Linked DNA regions of Homo sapiens: region 2 is linked to region 1. A link is a loop called in an ENCODE intact Hi-C map of the cell type or tissue named here. Cell type or tissue: natural killer cell. All regions are shown on one strand. Each heading gives the region's core, and the rest is flanking DNA. Links, peaks and the distances in the headings are about the cores only. Region 1 has its middle 22 kb from the start of SMIM2-AS1. Region 2 has its middle 19 kb from the start of SERP2.

Region 1 (2,923 bases), core at 215-2,714:
GCCACTGCACTCCAGCCTGGGTGACAGAGAATCAGACTCTGCCTCAAAAATAAAAAACAAAACAAAGAAAACTGACCAACTGAGTTTAGCAATCAGCCTCTTGTGCTAGGAATTATACTGGGTCAGGAATAAAGAAAAATCAAATGTGGTTCGCACTAGTGGAAGATGTCAGGCAGAAACAAATACTCTAGTTCAAAAAATTATTACAGTACAAATAGAGGAAAATAAATAAAATATTTATTTTATGCTATGGGTGGAATTATTTCCCCCAAAATCCATGAGTTGAAGTCCTAACCCCCAGTACAACAGAATGTGACCTTATTTGGAGATAGGATCTTTAGAGAGATAATCTTACAGAGTTAAAACGAAGTCACTGGGGTGGGCCCTAATCTAATAGGACTGGTGCCCTCATAACCAGGAGAAATTTGGACATAGACACACACAGAGAGAGGAGATGTGAAGAGACATAGGAAGAAGGCCATTTGCAAACCAAAGAGAGAACCTTGAATCAAATCATTCTTTTACAGCCCTCAGAAAGAACTGACCTTGCTGACACCTTGATTTTAGAGCTCGAGCCTCCAGAACTATGAGACAATCCATTTCTGTTACATAAGCCATGCGGTTTGTGGTACTTTGTTATGGCAACCCTAGCAAATTAATACAGAGACAGTGGTAAATTCTCCTTGAGGCATGAAGAGTGAAAATGTTTTAGGAAAGCCCTCATGGATTATCTGAAGGTTGGGTTCCAGAATGAGCAGACATTCCCCAAGCAGAGTTAGAGAAGAAAGGGCAATAGGAATTTCAGTCCAAAAGGATGTTATGAGTAGAGATTTAGAAGTGAGATAAAGCATGGTTTCTTAGTCCTTTTGGGTTTCCATAACAAAATGCCACAGACAGTGTGGCTTATAAACAGCAGAAATTTATTTCTTATAGTTCTAGAAACTGGGAAGTCCCAGATCAAGCCACCAACAGTTTCAGTGGTGAGGGTCCACTTCCTGTTTCATAGATAGTCCTTTTTTCACTGTGTCTTCACATGGCAGAAGAAACAGGGATTTCTGGGATCTCTTGTTAAAGCTACTAATCCTGTGAGGAGCGCTTATGACCTAAAAACCTTCTAAAGTCATCACATTAGGATGCCTCCAAATACCAGCACATAAGGCAACAGATTTCAACACATGACATTCAGTCTCTATCCTGCGGCATGACCTGAGAAAGCACTACAGCAGGAACGTAAGTTTTGCGGTAGAATGTCATGAGAGAGGAAACTGCAGTAATAAAGTAGCCAGATTAAGAAGGACCTTTGATGCCACAAAAAAAGTGTCTCTTTGAAAAAGAAATATGAAGTAGAACAGTCTTTGTGACTAATTTTCCATAGGACCCAAGTCTGTTTTTTATTTCTATGATGACATTTAAATGAGCCTTCCTAATCAGTTAAAACTGATGCTCAGTGGAAATTTGCCCCCTCCATTCTCTGGTGAATTTTGCACAATACCCAGGGTGTTAGTACATTTTGCATTGCTGTAAAGGAATACCTAAGACTGGGTAATTTATAAAGAAAAGATGTTTATTTGGCTCATGGTTCTGCAGGCTGTGCAAGCATGGGACCAGCATCTGCTCAGCTTCCAGTGACGACTCAGGAAGCTTTTACTCATCGCAGAAGGAGAAGGGGGAAGAGACATGTCACATGGCCAGAGAGGGAAGCAAGAGAGAGAGGAAGGGGTGCCACATTCTTTCAAACAACCAGCTCTCATGTAAACTAAGAGTGAGAACTCACTCATAAACGCAAGGACAGCACCAAGACATTCATGAGGGATCTGCCCCCATGAGCAGAGACCCGAGGGAGGTGAGGGAGGTGGCTATTTGGATGGCTGTCTGAGGCAAGGGTAGTCCAGGAAGAGGGAAGAACCAGGGCACAGGATCTAAGCAGCACACAGACTGTGTCAAGGAACCACAGGGAGTTCTGTGTGGCTGAAGCAGAGCGAGCAAGGAGGGCACAGCTATAGCAGCTGAGGTATTGCAGAAGCAAACGTAAGGGCCAGATCATACAGGGCCTTATGGCCATTGTAAGAATGTTGGATTTGATTCTGAGTAAAAGGAGGAGCCTTTGCAGGCTTTTGAGCAGAGGAGTGGCATGATCTGATTCATGTTTAGGAAGGGTCAGCGCTAGCTTCTGGGCTGATGACAGATGGTGGACAGCAAGGGTAGAAGCAGAGAGACTGATGGGCATTTAGAGCAAGTGATTCAGGCAAGACATAAAGCTGGTGCTGACCTGCTCGGTAAGAGTGGAGGTTGTGAGAAATGGCTGGATCCCTTCCTCTGTCCTCATCCCACCCTCGAGTCCATAAACACTGAGAAATGCACTCACTCCTCCACTCAGCAGAGGTGCAGAAACAGGATAAAGGAGAAAAGTCTTGATATTCTTGTGCAGATGGAGGCTGTAAAATTGACAAGATAAAGAGTGTATTTGGGGGTTGATAATTTTTGTAGGGTTAAGTGGTATGTCCAGGGAAATAGGGAAAGTAAAGATACCAAGAAAGGAAAGGAACAAAAATAAGACTTCAGGAAGAGAGGATTGCGATCTAGGAAGGGAAGGAAAAGAAATTCACTTGGGAAACAGCCTTCATTGTTTAGTGCAAAGGAAGAAAGAAGTAGCAGGACATCCAACCCCTCCCGTGATCCTTTTACCTTTTGACCAATGGTTCTTAACGATGGCTTTACCCCTCAGGGGACATTTGGTCATTGTAACTGCTGGAAAGGAGTGCTACTGGCATCTAGAAGCAGTAGAGGCCAGGGATACTACTAAACATCCTACATCGACAGGACGGAGCTTCACGGCGAAGAATTATGTGGCCCAAGATGCCGGCAGTGCTGTGGCTGAGAAGTCCTGCTTTACACTTATAACTGAACCTTTGAGTAAAGAACT
Region 2 (2,923 bases), core at 237-2,736, 270 kb before region 1:
CCCAGGCTGGAGTGCAGTGGTGTGATCTTGGCTCACTGCAAGCTCCACCTCCCGGGTTCACACCATTCTCCTGCCTCAGCCTTCTGAGCAGCTGGGACTATAGGCGCCCGCCACCACGCCTGGCTAATTTTTTGTGTTTTTAGTAGAGACGGGGTTTCACTGTGCTAGCCAGGATGGTCTCCATCTCCTGACCTCGTGATCCACCTGCCTTGGCCTCCCAAAGTGCTGGGATTACAAGAGTGAGCCACGGCACCCGGCCTTCAATCCCTGTTTTAAAGATAGAAGTTCAGATCAAATTAAACTCATATCAGAGTGGTTAAGGGTGTAGGTTTTGAGTTCAAATCCTGACTTTCTACTTATTAGCTAGGTGACTTAAGACAATTACTTGACTTCTCTAAATCTCAACTTCATCACTTGTAACACCAGTTTAATAATACTTAATCTCCTCAAGTAATGCATAACACTTGGTGAAAGTAGCAATTATTATTGACCAACTGTTTTGGCTGGAGGTTCCACAGGATACAAATTAATCCTCTCATGTCATTTCTGCATAAGAAAATAATGGATAAATGACTAGCAATGGGCCACAACTAGTTTGCTAAAGATATAAACCACTACTTTAAAGAGTTCTGGGAATCTCTCTTGGTTTGAAAATAAAAACACATTTGTGTTTTTGATTACATATATCCTAATACTATCTGAACTGTATTAAAAAAAAAAACCCTAGCACATGCTTAACTTGACACGTTTATGATCACATTTTCTCAGAGCAATTTCCATTGGATGTGTTGTTTCACAGATTGTGTTACTAGCGAGTTAGGCAAAATGGAAAATAAGATATCAAGTTGACATCTTGGATAGATGAAAATACAGATTAATGGGGCAGGGGAATTCACTCAGGGCTGTAAGGAAGTACACTGTAAGTTGAGCAGTAATTTCATTAGAATATGCCAGAAGATACAGGCAAATTGCCAGGCTGGGATATGACAAAAGTGAATACATTGGCTTTTACTGTCACAGCAGATTGTCAGATTTTTTTAAAGGAATGATTTTATGGGTCTATACATTGGAAGGAAAGAAAAAGAGAAATTCAGGGCTGTTGCTTATGAGATAGGTTGAAAGCGTGATCAGAAAAGCAAGATAAATAAAATATTTGGCATGCAAGCCCATAAGAGGACACAGATAAAATCTTTGTGTTTTTTTTCCTTGGTTGCTGTTAGAGCAAAACAAAACAAAACAAAACAAACAAACAAAAAAAGAATGAGAATTTGAACATCTGGGTTCTACTCCTATTTCTACTAGCTATGTGATCTTAATAAACCACTTACTTCCATGCCTAATTTGTCTGATGTGTAAAAAGAGAATAATATTTATTCTTTTAATTCATGAAATTTTTGTGATAATCTATCAAATAAAACAGATGAAAAAATCTTTGAAAAATATAAAGCATAATGTGTTCTTATTATATACATTTTCTGGAACTTTTATTTTCCTGTTACATTTTTTATGTTTCAAAAGTTATCCAAATTGTTCCTCATTTCCCAAAAATGCTTAGCTAATACTTCTGTTGCTTATTAACAGACTAGATCTGAAGATGAGCTTGGGGCTTGTTTACAGCTTTATTGTGTACTTAATGCTTTCTTCAGATATGCCTATCTTGCCTACCTTCAGTCTTTCAGGAGAACCATAAAACATGTTGAAGTTATGATGATTGATTTTAAGGATACATCCTGTCTAGGGCCAAAGCTTCCACTGTGGAGGGAACCCCGTTTATTTTTTTTTCTCTAGGAAGGCTGGTATGACTGATTAAAATGAGGTAAGTTCTTATGAGCGCTTTTCTCAGGGTTGGCGATACAGATTAGATAACAGCCTAATAACATTACTGATTAATCTAGATTTACACATACCTACTATATGAAAGAGGAAAGTCAGAACTACTATATTTAGCAGAATTGAAACCTCACTAATTATAAGACATATTTTTGTGTTGTTCGTGGTAAGAAATAAGAAAAAATTCCACCAATTATAATTTTAAGATACTATAGATTATAAGTAGACCCTGATTTCAGAGATTCTTAAATGGAAGAAACTGTGTGACTTAGAAGTAATGAAATATGGTCAGGATTATAGGTGTCTATTTTGCCTGAGGAATGAATAAGGACAGACCTTATTCATTTGTGAAGTTCCCACAACAGAGCCATGAGGAAGAGATTCCTTTCCGTATTTTATGGTGAAGGAGACTGAGATGCAAATATGTTTCTCTGCCAAATGATTCAAAACAAGGAAATAATGATCCTGGAATTTAAGTCCAGGTCTGTCTGATTCCTAACTCTATCACACCATGTTGGGATTTATTGTATATTGACTTATCAGGAAGTTTTACTCTTTCTCTGACTGTATTTTAAGATTAGAGAACTTAGAAAACTTTCTTAAAATACAGCTGGCAATGTTCTACATGCTAGCTAGACTTTCCTCCCTTTTTTTTTGAGACAGAGTATCGCTCTGTCGCCCAGGCTGGAGTGCAGTGACGCAATCTCGGCTCACTGTAAGTTCTGCCTCCTGGGTTCATGCCATTCTCCTGCCTCAGCCTCCCGAGTAGCTGGGACTACAGGTGTCCGCCACCATGTCCGGCTAATTTTTTTGTATTTTTAGTAGAGACCGGGTTTCACTGTGTTTGCCAGGATGGTCTCGATCTCCTGACCTCGTGATCAAAGTGCTGGGATTACAGGCGTGAGCCACCGCGCCCAGCCTACTTCCCTCCTTTCAAAACCTCAAGTTACATTTGACTTTCACAGAATAACTGACCCCAGAATTGGGCTGGACCCAATACTTGCTCAGGTCCTTACCAGAAGACAGGCGATGTACACCCTGATTGGGAAGGAAGCTGCCTGCACCAGAGTTACGAGGAGCTAAGATGGCGCAG

What was found. Peaks named below come from ENCODE experiments on the same cell type or tissue, not always from the same donor. Only the 100,000 strongest peaks of a DNase experiment are listed, where the experiment ranks them.
Region 2: it touches region 1 in a loop (2.1-fold over the local background); 1 of 110 quality-filtered maps calls a loop at or near these places.

The regions. Positions count from the first base shown.
Region 1 is chr13:44,087,363-44,090,285 of GRCh38, reverse strand. No RefSeq gene overlaps it. Among named protein-coding and RNA genes, the nearest start is that of SMIM2-AS1, 22 kb to the left of the region's middle. In natural killer cell, for the core only: no CTCF peak of the experiment used is centred there; a DNase peak (open chromatin) is centred at 1,215; H3K27ac peaks cover 531 bases.
Region 2 is chr13:44,353,839-44,356,761 of GRCh38, reverse strand. No RefSeq gene overlaps it. Among named protein-coding and RNA genes, the nearest start is that of SERP2, 19 kb to the left of the region's middle. In natural killer cell, for the core only: no CTCF peak of the experiment used is centred there; no DNase peak of the experiment used is centred there.